2 separate regions of the Homo sapiens genome follow, and region 2 is linked to region 1. A link is a contact called in ENCODE Hi-C or POLR2A ChIA-PET data. All regions are on one chromosome and are shown on one strand. The core of a region is the stretch at or near the end of the contact, and the rest is flanking DNA. Distances in the headings are between cores, read along the strand shown.

What was found. A loop is a pair of places that touch in the nucleus more often than their neighbours do. ChIA-PET counts read pairs that join two places held with the same protein, here RNA polymerase II (POLR2A).
Region 2: a map of dorsolateral prefrontal cortex shows a loop between it and region 1 (2.4-fold over the local background). The contact joins two enhancer-like sites. A Hi-C loop is called at or near these places in 1 of 168 maps with a recorded cell type or tissue (dorsolateral prefrontal cortex). POLR2A ChIA-PET finds 5 or more read pairs at or near these places in 1 of 52 experiments (H1).

What each region holds. Positions count from the first base shown.
Region 1 is chr11:114,135,625-114,142,506 of GRCh38, reverse strand. The region is part of intron 2 of ZBTB16 (zinc finger and BTB domain containing 16); the gene reads right to left. Among named protein-coding and RNA genes, the nearest start is that of ZBTB16, 79 kb to the right of the region's middle. Within about 2 kb of position 2,671, at least 24 of the 41 ENCODE cell types and tissues checked have a DNase peak (open chromatin) inside an H3K27ac peak, as active enhancers do; they include dorsolateral prefrontal cortex, where a contact is called at or near this core.
Region 2 is chr11:114,239,836-114,246,717 of GRCh38, reverse strand. ZBTB16 (zinc finger and BTB domain containing 16) reads right to left here. Exons shown (of 7, transcript NM_006006.6): 5 at 4,381-4,551. Among named protein-coding and RNA genes, the nearest start is that of NNMT, 53 kb to the left of the region's middle. RefSeq lists an enhancer at 5,764-6,263. Within about 2 kb of position 2,862, at least 7 of the 41 ENCODE cell types and tissues checked have a DNase peak (open chromatin) inside an H3K27ac peak, as active enhancers do; they include dorsolateral prefrontal cortex, where a contact is called at or near this core.

The DNA.
Region 1 (6,882 bases), core at 1,422-3,921:
CCTCATTTCTGAGCTAAAGCGGCATGCTGCCCTATAAATCACCGTTCTGTTTGAAATGAAGGTAGATTACAGGCCTGTGTTATTGAGCAGTTAGAGCTATAGTCATATAAATCAGAACTTTTAACTCTAGGCAATCCGTTGTGCAATTAACTAAAGGGTACTTTGTCATTTCAAGGCTTGTGCACAGACTTGGCAGGGCATAGAGCTACTGGGGAAGGGGGTGGGAAGGAGAAAAAGTTTTTAGGCAACAGGAAGGTTGTCGGCTGCAGCCCCCACCATACTCCACACAATGCCTTAATCCTTAACCACCGCTGCCACAAGAACCTGCCAAGCCTGAATATAGGCAAAGACAACCTCATAATGAGCATCTGCCACAAAGACAACATCACACTGAGCATTTGTCACCAAGTCACCTCCAGAAGCCCAAGTGCCTTTTCAGTCATTCATTAAGCATTTCCTGAGCACAAGCCAAGAGCATAACATCATCTCAGGTGCTAAAATGATGTCAGAGACACGAAAAGTGATAACTGTAATACCAACAACGTTTAGATGATATTGGTGATGAAGAAGAATTAGAAGCAAATCTGTACAAGACATATGTGAGCACTTACTATGTGCCAGGCACTATTCTGCGCATTTTCATGCCTTATCTCATTCGATCCTCAGGACAACTCTATGAAGCGGGTATTTTTATTTCTATTTCTTTCTGAGGCACAAGGAAATAAACAACTCACCCAGGGTCGTTAAGCTTGTAAGTGGCAGAGCCTGATACCACTAGTTAGTAGAACGGGAAGTTTAAGAACTTAGGCTGACACAAGCCCTGTCTGCCAATTCCAGATCTACAACTTGCTAGGCTCTAAGACTTTGGGATCCTCCAAGTCTCAGTTTTCTCATCTGTCAAGCAGACTAACAATACTGTTACCTGCGAAGGTACATAAATGAGACTGTGCATGTAAAACAACTTAGCACAACACTGAGAACATAATGTCTTTATGATAAGTGTGTAGCTAGTGTAAGACTAAAGAAGAGAAAGGCCCCTGTCCCTGGCCAGTCCATAACCTAGTGGACAACAAGACAGAGATGGAGAAAGAGACAGAGGAGGATGTGGTGATGTGCCAATATGTCAACAAATCACTATGGGTGTGCAGAAGAGGAGCAGATCAACAGTAGCTGCTGTCACTGCAGACGGTCTGAGGATATGGTGAGATTCAGTTGGTCCTTTCGGGGGCTCTGGAAGCTCCGAAGGGTTCTAGCTACCCATGTTTGGAAATGTTAAGAATGGAAAAGCCTTGGATGAGACGGGGAGCACCGTGTGATGGAGGCATCACATGAGCCAAGACTTGGTGTTAGAAATGAGCATACCCCGCCGGGCAAGCCTTCAGGAGGCTGGCCTGGCTTATCCACAGTGGGCAGGTGGTGAAGACAGCGGCGAGGAGCCTGCGGAGGCGGTAGAGTGGGCTGATGATGCGGAGTCCTGAGACTGATGCTGAGGACTTTGGTCCCAGTGCTGCAGTCATCGAGCAGCCCCAAAGCCCTTCTTGAAACAATGGAGCTGGCTGGGCGCGGGAGGCTCAGCGTGGGCAGGGACCATGGAAGGAGACAGACAGAGAAAAGGGCCCAAATTCTAAATTGAGAAGGAGAATGTTTCCAAAGACAGTAGTTAGGTCAGCCTTCCAGAACAAAATGCCAACATGGTATCACTGTCACACATCTACAGGACATTGCTATTCCCTAGGAAGGTACAAGAAAAGAGAGACTGGAACAAACCTCCTATCTCCATCTACTCCCGAGCACAGGTGCCTGAGTGACTCCACGGAGTAAGAGTTACCACAGCAGGGAACTCAAAAGAGCTGTTGCTTCTGTTCGTTACCTCCAACCAACTAAACATGCCATCCTCTACTCATCAGAATGCAGATGGCAGCAAGAATGGGCAGCCGAGGAGCTACACTTCTTTCCTTCAGCACCCTGCACTGGCTACCAACTCAACATGGCTAGGAGACAGGTCTCCTCTGTTCTGGGCCTAGGCAAGTTGAGAATCCATTGACTGATTGATTGATAGGTATTTATTTGGCATAGTGAAGGATACAACCAAAGCATAAGACACCAACCTACCCTCCTAAAGCTTTAGTTGAAGAGGGAAGACAATACACACTATAAGAGAAACCAGTACTTACATGTGCACGTCAGGTCCTGAGGACAATCTCAACACCCAGCCTGAGTGGGAATCAAAAGCTCAGGCCTCCCCAAGGAGGGGGGCTCATGCCTGGGCTTAGAAGATACCAAGGAGGCAGCAGACATAGAAGAGGAGGTGGTTGTTTCAGATGAGAGGGAAACAGGCACCAAAACAGCATCATTCCAGAAAAAGGGGCAGCCAGCCTGGGGCCAGGCAAAGGAGAGGCAAGGTGAATGTTGTGGAGGGGTCTCAATAATGAGTTTAGACCAGAAAGCTAATGGAGAAAAGAGGTGGGGTTGAAAAGCAGACAAAGAGGGAAGCATTGTTCGTTCTTGACCGAGGACGGAAGGGGGCATGAGGATTACAGAGTTCAAGAGCTGAGGTCTGACACGCTCTAGGAGCCCTCGGTGCCGTCCTTCCTATCCTGACATATGGTACTACAGAACATCTGGCCTTGGAGGCTGGCCAGCCACTTGCTCCCCCGGCCTCCTCCACAGCCGCCCATTCACAGAGAAACAGATTCTTTGCGTGAATATCAGGGTGACGGGCCTTCCGGACACTCACTCTGTTTGGTCACTTGCCAGGAGGCTCTGTCTTGCTCCGTAGTTGGATGCCAAAAAGGCAAGAAGATGCTGCAGAAACTGGCACCTTCCATAAGAATCCTCTACTACACACACACACACACACACACACACACACACACACACGTGGACCGCGGGCACATACCCACACACGCCATCTCTCGCCATCTGTTTGAGCAAACTGCTGGTCTTTGGGGGGGGAGAAGGAAACCTCTTAGAGATATTTGTTTAATATCTGAGCAGTGGGGGAGCAGATGAAGTATGCAAGTTTCATTTAGAAAATCGTCAAGAAACTATTATAGTAAAATGAGGCTTCCAGTTTCCAAATAAAGCTGAAATGATCACACGGAACAAACTGGCGAAGCCGGAGAGTGAAGAAGCAGGAAGGAAGTACAATAAAAATAATAACTGGAGGAAAACAGGAAGTCATGAGATGCCAGGGAATTAGCGGCAGCCCCCATCCCCTTCAGGACTGGGGATCAGTGTGAGCAATTGGCAATGGGAAAACCGCAAATCAAAAGCGACAGCCTGGAGAAGGGTCTCCTTCCATCTTCAGAAGTGTGGTCTCCATGCTCCAGCAATTCCTCTGTTCCTAGATGTCCATTTGCATCTCAAGACTTGCATTGTACAAATCCTCACAAAATCACTCTGGAGGAGAAAGAGACTGGCATCCATCTCTTACCTCTTTTTTTAGAAAACTGGGCTGAGAGAGCAGGTGAGACGCAGGAAATGAGTAAGGAGCCTTGTAAGAGGAAGGGAGTAGGCCAGGCACAGTGGCTCACGCCTGTAATCCCAGCGCTTTGGGAGGCAGAAGCGGGTGGATCACTTGAGGTCAGGAGTTCGAGACCAGCCTGGCCAACATGGTGAAACCCCATCTCTACTAAAAATACAAAAATTAGCTGGGCATGGTGGTGCATGCCTGTAATCCCAGCTACTCAGGAGGCTGAGGCAGGAAAATCTCTTGAACTCGGGAGACAGAGGTTGCAGTGATCCGAGATCGCACCACTGCACTCCAGCCTGGGCAACCGAGCAAGACTCTGTGTCAAATAAAAAATAAAAAATAATTTAAAAAAAAATTAAAAAAGAGGAAGGGAGAAAAGAGTGGTAGTTGACTCAAAACTCAACACAAACTTATTGCCTACTAAATGCAGGGCAGAGCATTAGCCACCACAGAGAGATTCAAAGAAACATAATACACAGGCAATGCCTTCAAGGAGCTTACAATTAAGTAGGGAATGCAAGACATATGTATGTAAAAGACTTTAAAACAGTGCACACTAATAATGTATGACAGGAATAAGGGAGATGCAAAACTTAGTGCTAGATGAAGAGGACTAAAAGTTTGGAATGTAGGCTCCAGGCAACCTAAGTAGAAAATAACCTCTTCTCTCCGTGAAGTTGATTGCCATCGGGGAACACCACAACCACCTCCAAAAACCTATGCCTCTGTCCTGCAGCTCTCACATCCTCTCCTGGCCTCCACTGCAAAATTCTACATCTACCAAGCTCGAAATATGAATAATATGAATGCTACCTGCTCCTCAGTCACATGGCCTGTTTTACTCTAAAATGGCAACCCCCGTAACTGTCATTTTGCATTAAACCCATGACTGGTCCTCCTGCCCTCCCTCACCACTTGCCTCTCTCTCCAGCTTGGGAACAGAGCCTGGCCGCTGGGGCTGCCAACAGGTCCCGTGCACCCTTTCATCCCACTCCATGACAGGCTCTGCCCCAAGGGCCCCACAGCCCACGCCTTGCTCCTTGCCTTCCTAAGAAGCTGCCAGCACAGCAACACCTGCCTGAGCGGTCCTCTCACCGATGCACAGCATGGGGCTGGCCACACTCATCACCAACATGCAGATGTGCACAGAGCAGTCAGGCAGCACCTTTCCCACCTCTGTCCTATTCCCTAGGGGAGGAAGGAGACTCCATCCAGGTCCCAGAAAGCCCCTTACTCCAGTGTGGACATTTCTCCATTGCCTTGCTACACTGTTTTCTCCAGAGAATCCATCCTATTCCCTCTGCCCAAAAAAAAGGGCATGGTCAACCTTAATGAAATAAACTGTAATAGAGTAGGCAGGTAACTTCATCTCCCTTCCAGAAGACACAATCTAATTCACACTCTAATTGTCTCGCTGGAAGCCTCCGGGCCTCTCTCCACAAGCGGGCTGGAAGGATTTGGAAGTGTCATGGCCTGGAACTCCTCAAGTCTAGTCATATAAATACTTAATTGCCACTGGAACATCCACATTGTGTCACTTTGGTATACCCAACCAGTGTGTGGCCAAGTTCCTTCTCTGGTGAGGCTGAGACACGGGAAGTGCCATTGGTGGCCTTTTCATCTTTCTCTTTCCACTTCCATTTCTTTCCCAAGACACTTCCATTTTGGAGAGCTCTTCCTCCTGAGAGCTAGGGAGAGGGCAGCGGTATGAGTGGGAAGACCAACGGCTTCTTTAACTGCTGTTGGCTGTGACCTTAATCACGACAATGAAGTTTAGTTTCTCTTTTGGTAGAGAGATGAGAATAGCAGACTTCAAATGGTAGAAAAGGGTCGGTCTCCTGAACAATGTACTCCAAAGGTCACTGCTGCATGCAGGAAACAAGAGAAGACACAGATGCAATGTCTGTTTCCATAATAGTTTAACCCTCTAAGAATCAGAGGGCTCAGAGAGCCTGGGAGGTCCCTGGGCCCTCTATGCATACAGGAATAAATGAATGTACTCAAGCATTCCAGACAGATCTCCCAGAATATTTTTAAAGACCTCCAGAAAAGAAATGCTATATAGAACCTGGGATCATTGTGGTGATCTTGGTGAGGCAGGAAAATGGGATAGGAAGTGTGAGTATAGGACATGTGACTAAGGAATGAGAGCTCAGTCATAAACCCCAGAGACAGCACGAGGTGACCTACAAGGGAGCTAATGCCCTGCAGTTAAAACTACACTTGAATCTTAAAAATAAAATGGAAGCCCCAAAGACAAAGTCATCCTCAGTAGAAATATTCTCAAGTTCTGTGACGAAGAGTAAAACCTCCCCCCAAAAAAACCCACCCCTTTTAGTAGGCAGTGATCTGCCCGATGATGACTTTCATTCATCTCTTGGTGGGGGCACACTGGAAAGCTCATCTCTGTAGCTACCACAACTCATCTACAGCCCTCAAACTGATAATAGAAGGTAAGAACCTCAGAACATTCCAAATGTTGCAATAGTAGGGGGAACAGCTCTCAGACTCTCACAAACTCTCTGTAAGATCTTGCATGAACCACTTATGCTCTCTAGGCCTCAGTTTCCCCATCTGTAAAATAAGATGCTCTTTCCTACTGACAGCCTGTGGACAGATCTGTGATCTATGAGCTCAAGAGTCCCTCCCTTATGTGCACAACATCTGGAGAGACTGAAGCCAGACTCTGTTTCCACAGTTGCTTTTGGGTGGCCCCCCATAGAGCACCCTCAGCCCCCAAACAGTGGGGGCTTTAACCTTTGCAAAATGCCGAGATAGTACTTGAAGGCTCATTTTTAACACTTCTAGGAGAATTCGCTTATTTTAAAAACTACACCCAGGTTGTTCACAAAAGGAAGACAAGTTACAAGAAGGACTCCAGCAAAGGAAGGTTGAGAAGGACATCAGCACCCCAGGCAACATTCCTGCTAGAGTCCAAGCCTAATGAATTCAATGGCATTCCATGCAACCCTCCTCCTTTACTCAGAGCCCTTGCCACGAGATTCCACACCGCAAAGGGAACTCACCGAAGAAAAGGAATCTCCCCCACAAGAAGGAAGTGAGGGGTACAGAGAAGATGTGGGAAAAAGGCAGATGTTCTTTCCTTTGAGCTGAATAGAAGCTAGGCTGAATAAGAGTCCATCCTCCCTGGCATTTCAGATAAAAAAGGACTTCTGCAAGTCACTTCCTGTTGCAAGAGCACCCGAGAACAGTAAAAGGATCAGCACTGGCTCCCATTTGCCCAAGGATGAGCCACTCAGATTTCTTCTGCCTCACTATATTAGTTCCCTTTTGTTGCCATAACAAATTACGATAAACTGAGTGGCTTAAAATGGCACAAATGTATCTTATAGTTCTGTAGGGAAGGAGTTCAAAATGGGTCTCGCTAGGCTAAAATCAAGGTGCTG
Region 2 (6,882 bases), core at 1,613-4,112, 100 kb before region 1:
TAGCTGTTTCCTCTGCTCGATTTCTTCTTTTCTCCCTGGTGAACTCCTAATCATCCTTCAAAGCCCAGCTCATATGATACCCCCGCGTGGACGCTTCCCTTTAGTTCCCCAGGCAGAATGAATCACACTTTCTTCTGTGTCCCCAAAGAGAAGAAATGCCCAGAATTTTGTTCTGTTATTAGTGTGGTATCATTTTTATGCCACTTTCGCATTAAAATGGGCTACATTTCCTGAGCACTCAGATGTGTGATGTGATCGCATCAGATGATCATGGCAACAAACTTAAAGAAAGATATTAGTCTCATTTTACAGTTGAGAAAAAAATGAGATGCTTCCACATCATCCCTAAGGTGAAACGGCAAGTAAGGAGCTGAGTTGGGATTCAGGTTTGGGTCTGGCTCTAGAGTCAGGGTACCATATACTTGTCAGCTTGCTGACACACTATGCTGTATCTACTGGCTTGCCCACCATACCTCCAGCATGGAAGCACCACCAGGATAAGAAGCAAGCCTCACCCATCCTTGTAGCCTCAGTGTATCGCACAGGGAGGATCCAGAACAGACCCAGGAAATGGTGGGTCTATGAAACTTGGAGAGAACTGCCTTTTCTTTTTTGAGGATCCCACTCTTAAATCTCCAGAGCATGAGAGGTTGGGGTGTGGAGAATAACCATCTTGCCTTTCATATCCAAAGTGGGGGGCTTGGGGGATGAAAGGTGAGGACTCCAGCTACTTATTTATTACAGGAGTGAAGGCGCAGACAATAAAGATAGATTGATCACCCCAGACTTTGTTCATGAATATTTAAATATCGCTGATTCGTCTTGTCACTGTAATTACAATTTCTCTGGGCTGCATCTCCAACAACCACAGTTTATGGTAAAGAATGGCCCACTGTATTTCACTTGTCCCTCTGCAGATGTGCGGGGCTGCCAACCGTGTAATGTCCTCTGCATTTCATACATTTTCTTCAGCTGCTGAAGGTTTAAGTCATCCACAATGACCTACGTTTTTGCATTATCCCCATGTCAAACTGCGCTCGTGCCTGGGCATAAATTGTCCTTCTCGTTATAGACTCGCATGCCTGTGCCTTCACTTCCTTTTTAAAATGATATTTTACTCTCTCCTGTCTCTCCCCTCCTCGGGCCACTAACCAAAGCTCCCCCCTCCCAAAGTTAGGCCCCTGTACCCACATAAATTCTCATCTGTTCTGATGGCTCTGAGGGGTTTTTAGGGCTCTGAGGGGAGCGGATGCTGGGGTCTGATCAGTGACTTTCTCATGGGTGGAAGATTTGCAAGAAGCACCCATGCCATGAGAGGGGCACTTCCATCAGGGAATCAGATGAGAGAAGCTCAAAGAGTGGCATCGTGCCTTGACACCAGTTCACCCCAATCTATGGGGTGTTGCACTGGCTCAGAGGCTCGGCCAGCGAGTCCCTCACCTGCAGATCTGGGGATGGGCCAAGGCCCAGGGTTCTCAGTTGGGGAAATTGCTACCTGCCCATCCTCACTGCCAGAGCCATGCGGACTGCCTGGCCCCCAGCCCCATCAAACTCAAGGGAGTGGAGGCCTGTGCAGACCCTGGTACTAATTAGTTGTGTGTCTAACACAGTAAGGGCCAGTCTGTGTGTGCACCCGAACCCACTCTCTCCGTGTGTCTGCACTCACAGCCCTGTCTGGTCTGACATCCAACTCCCCCTCCTTACTGAATCGGCAACGATTACGACTTTAATCAAAGATTCAGTATCCTCATTAAGGTATAAATAAATAAATAAAGCCAAGGCCACGTGAGACTTCAGCTGGAGCCGGTAATTAAAACGTACATCGGCAGCCACCCAGCCGGGTGGGGGTGAAGGCGGCGGTGGGGGGGAAGGGGGCGGCTGCCTGTGCCTTTCCCCTCCAGAGGGGTCCCTAACAATTTAAAAAACAAAGGGTTAAGACAGAGGAGTTTGTTTGATCCGATTTTTAGGAATTTAATTATGAAGTGGAGCACATGTTAAATGAGTTTAAATAGGAAATTCTTGAGTCTGCCCAGGGAAAAGAATAAAAAGAACTTAGAAGGAAAAACAAACAACAACAAAAAAAAAAGAAAGAAAAAGTCACCAACACACACGTATCCCCATCCCGATTTGGAAGCACGGTGTGCACCTGGCGTGAAATCTTCACCCTGAGAGCTGATTGTGTCAGTGTGGCCATAATGTACACAAAACTGGCTGCAGAACTCAAAATCCAATTTGTGGTATGTTGATTAACTCTGTAGCCTCTTTAATGAGCTTGACATTAAGTGCAGGACAAACGAGACTAATTAGAGCCCCCTCCAGCCTGCCCAGTGCACCTGTGACCCCGCCCCCCCCAATCTGTCCTTACTTGGTGCTTTCTCTGGCACTGGCCAAGCCCAGTGTCTGTCGTCCTCCCCACCCCAGCCCCATCCTGCTGGCTCCTCAGGCCCCTCCCTTCCAGCCCCTCCCTTCAGCACAGCTGAGAGTTTATTATATGATGAGCCGTGTGAATCAGGGATCCATCAATGCCAAGAGCACGGCTGGACTAACCTACCAAACACAGCTGCTGATGCTAAACACCCGGCCCCAGCAGCAAATGGGCCAAGAACAACGGAATATTAATGAGGCATTGTGTGTGGGGTGTGCACAGCCTGTATATGGCTTGTGTGCGCAGTGCCTCGCTGGTGTGAAAATTGATGGGTGTTTCTCTGTGTGTGCATAGGCAGCACACATGCTCCGTGTTTCCTAGAATAAGCAAGGGCTTCTCCCTAACTCTGGAAACAGCCCCTCCCCGTGGATCTGAGCCATGACTGACACAAGAGCATGTGACATTTTCATATCTGAGCTCTGAGAAGGTGGCATGGTCAGAGCAGGGCACATCCTGGGTGGATTTAGCAGGACTGAGATCATTCAAGTCACATGAAGCCAACTGATTGGACCCAGTGGCATGCTCAGAAGTGGCTGAAAGGTATCTAGCCATCTTTCATAAGACCGAATGAACCTGGGGAACTGTTGAGGGAGGCGTTCATAGGAAGGTGCATATAGCTGCAGGGGAAATGCTTACGCAATCGCTGTAGAGAAAGTCCTTGTCAACATCCCACTCTCCTGGGCCCTTTTTATTGAGCCCACCCCTCTGGGCCCTACCTCCGTCCTGTCCCAGAAATTTTAAGTAGTTCTGTGCAAATCTGGTGATGCTAAGACAATGTGCTCCCCTGAACAAAATGGCATCCAGAAGTGACAGCCAGGAAGGCTCCTTAATGAGGATACCTGCTGCTGGCTGGCCAGGCCAGCTCAGTCCATGAGAAGTAAAGCTCTTCCCTTATTTAGCAGAGCCTGCCACCCATGCAAGACCTGGTCTGCATACTCAATCTCTGAGCTGTGACAAGACTCTCAAAATGAGGAGAGGGCCTACTGTTCCTTTACGTGGCATGCAGAGGTTTTTACAAGTATACGCTCTGTTATATACCCAGATAGAGACCTGACCCCAACCCTCCCTACAAACACAGCACACAAAGGCAGACTCAGAAATGGGCATTCCTTTAACCAGGTAGTTTCAGCAGAGCCCCAGTTTTGTCATAGAGAAAATAAGGAATTTAAGCCATCCACTCCCCTGTTAGGGAAAACTGGGAGCTGCTGCAGGAAAGCAAATGCCTCTTGGCCATCAGGGACCAAGTGTCCCCATCCCTCAAGCCCTAGAGGCTGGTGGCAGGGAATGGCCAGCCCCTCAGCACCTGGCCCAGCCTCCTTACCTTGTACCCCCTCCCTTGTCCCATCACCTGGAACTGGCTGAGCAGTGATATTTCATTGCTCATCGTTTAAATGCCCTCCTTGTCTTCCCTAAACAGGGTTAAGGTCCAAGTACAGGCCTTTGTTACTGTGGGGAAAGTAGGATCACTGCTTCAACTTGCCCTCAGAAGCCCGAAGCTGACTTCAGAAATGTGTATGGATAGAGCGGCGGGGCATCAAGAGTGGTGGGAGGCAGGGCAGACAATGTTAAGAGACCCAGCAGGTCAGTTTTTCTCAAAATTCATTTTGGGTCTACCTACATGAGAATCCCTTGGGAATACATATTAATAATGCTGAATCTGGGACCCCACCCTGGACCCATGGAATAAAAGGTTCTGAGAGTGGGACCCAAGAGCCTGCCTTTTTAATGAGCATCCTGTGTTGAACACGGAAAGACTTTGAACCGACGGTCCACAGGAGGGGACTGGGAGAACTGTCCACATTTACCTGCACGACGGGCAGCCTCTGCACGTCCAAGCCTTGAGCAGAAGGACTGAAGGCTGACTCAGCCCACCACCTCCACTTTACGTCCTTGGAGGTAAATATAGACGCTGGCTCCCAGAGACCCAGATCCACCCATCAGCTGGACTGACCTACCTGTATGTGAGCGCAGGTGGCGTTTGAGAGCCGTGTGGCTGGGGAAGGTGCGGTTGCACTCACTGCAGATGTAGCTGCGCACGCCCGCGTGGACCTCCATGTGCTGCTGCAGTGCGCTCTGCGCCTGGAAGCGCTTCCCACACAGCAGACAGAAGACGGCCATGTCAGTGCCTGTGGGAGACAGGAGAGGGGGTGCCTCAGAAAGGTGGGAATACAAGGTGCATTCTTTACCCATCTGGAGTGAGAGCCAGTGTCGGGACTCACACCTCCAAATCCCCATGCTCAGGGGCAAATCCAGAGTGGGCCCAGGCTATGCAACACTGAGCACCCAGTATGTGGCCCCAGTGATGGGCAAAATCGACGTCGTTCCCGAGCTCTGGAAGCTAAAGCTAAAGGATAGACATTGATCAAATACATCGCAGCAGCAAGGGTAGTGGGCAACTGTGTCGGGTGGTATGTAAAAGGCGGCAAGGTACTAAGACAGCATATACCAGATGGACTTCACAGAGTACAGGGCAAAAAGTGGGGGAGGCAAGGTAGACCCTGCGAGAAAAAACAATAACAAAGATACTATGGGCCAGCCATTGTTCTAACATAACTAATATAAATCCAAAACTCAAAAAGCTAGCCTCTGTTATCCTCATCCCTTAGACAAGGAGACTGAGGCACAGAGAGATTAAGTACTTTGGCCAAAATCCCACAGAGCAGTGGTCCCCAACATTTTTGGCACAAGGGACTGGTTTCATGGAAGGCAATTTTTCCACGTATGGTTGGGGGATGGCTTTGGGATGATTCAAGCACATTACATTTATCATTAGACTCTCATAAGGAGTGTGCAGCCTGGATCCCTTGAATGCACAGTTCCCAATAGGGTTCATGCTCCTGTGAGAATCTAATGTCGCCACTAATATGACAGGAGGCGGAGCTCAGTTTCACTCGCTCGCCTCCTGCTGTGCAGCCCAGCTCCTCACAGACCATGGCCCGGGGGTTGGGGACTCCTGCCATAGAGTTCGTAAGTGGCAGGGCTGGGGTTCACACTCACACACCCTAGATTTTAATGCTTTCCCAAGACTAGCTACAGATCCTGTTTTGTTTTTTTTTTTTAACTACTTCTCCACTCACTAAAGCATGAATCTTAGGTCCATTCACTCAACAAGTATTATTTGATGCCTTCTACAAGCAAGGCTGTCTTTTTGGCACTGGGGATATAACCAAGGAAGAGCATGCAAAGTCCCTGCTCTCATGACCGACGTTACCCAGAACACCAGGTGAATGGCGGAATCCGGAAGATGGAATAGTGTCTGTGAACACTCTGGGCCAGGAGGAAACATGGCCGGTGGGAGGATCAGACAGAGGAATGGTGCAGTGCAGCTGGGGAAGAAGAGGAGGCTAAAGGGAAAGGCAAGGGCCAGGCCATGCAGGGTCTTGCAAACCACGTCAAGAGATTTAGTTCCATCCTAAACCCGATGGGCAACTGTCAAAGGATTGAAAGCTAGCGAGTGATGTGAGATTTTCATTTAATTCTAACTGGCTGTTCATCCCCAAAGTACCCCACACATACAGGCTGCCATTTTCTGTTTGTTACCAATCCCTTTCTGACACTGCTCTGGAGCCATGGCCGAAATTTCCAGCTGCAGCACCACAGGAGGAAGTATCTGACCTTGTGTCTGAGTCCTAACTGGCAGCTCAGTGCCCACCCTTTTGGGCTCTGTTTTCCTGAGCACAGGAGCTCCCCGGCAGGCCCATCTGTGTGTCTCTGTGCTGGTGCCTGGGCAATATCACCTGCACTTGGCCCCACACCGCTGTCCCCTGTGTGGGAAGGCACAAGCAGGAAACGTAAGTAGGCCTAGCATCTGTCAGTCCAGTCCAGAGTGGGTGGGGGGAGGGGGTAAAGCTTTGGCTGCTGGAAGCCATGGGCTGCTCAGCATGGAATCGGGAAGTGTCTGGTGGAAGGTAGGGGGAAGAGAAGGGATGGCACGAAGAACCTCCCTGCCTTCCTGGCCATCAATGGAGATAGCAAGTGAGAGGTCTGGTCCTCACCACCTCCGTCCCACTCATGGCTGGGTTAGGATGGACTAGTAGGCAGGCAAGGCCCACCTCTCACTGTCCCCCACACTTCTGTGCCCCTCACACCCACCCTGATATCCCTTCCCTTTGCAGACACTGAAGTCTAAGCACCTGGAGCCACGCCCCATCTCACCAGCAGTCAGGAAGGCTGAGCAGGGAAGGAGAAAAACAGCCAGCACAGGATTTTGCTCCTGGCCAACAAAAAGCAGGAAGGAAGGGGAGCGAATCTAGGCGTTATGCTAGGTACCTTATCTATGTTGTCAGTTCATTTAAAACTTGCAATCCTACAAGGCAGGCATTCTTATCCCCCTTTTTACCAGTGTAAAAGAGAGATTAAATAACTTGCCTAAGATCACACAGAAAGAGGCAGAGTTGGGATCTGAAAATATCTCGGTTTGTCTTTCAGAAACCACGGGGCTGGACTCAATGCTACCT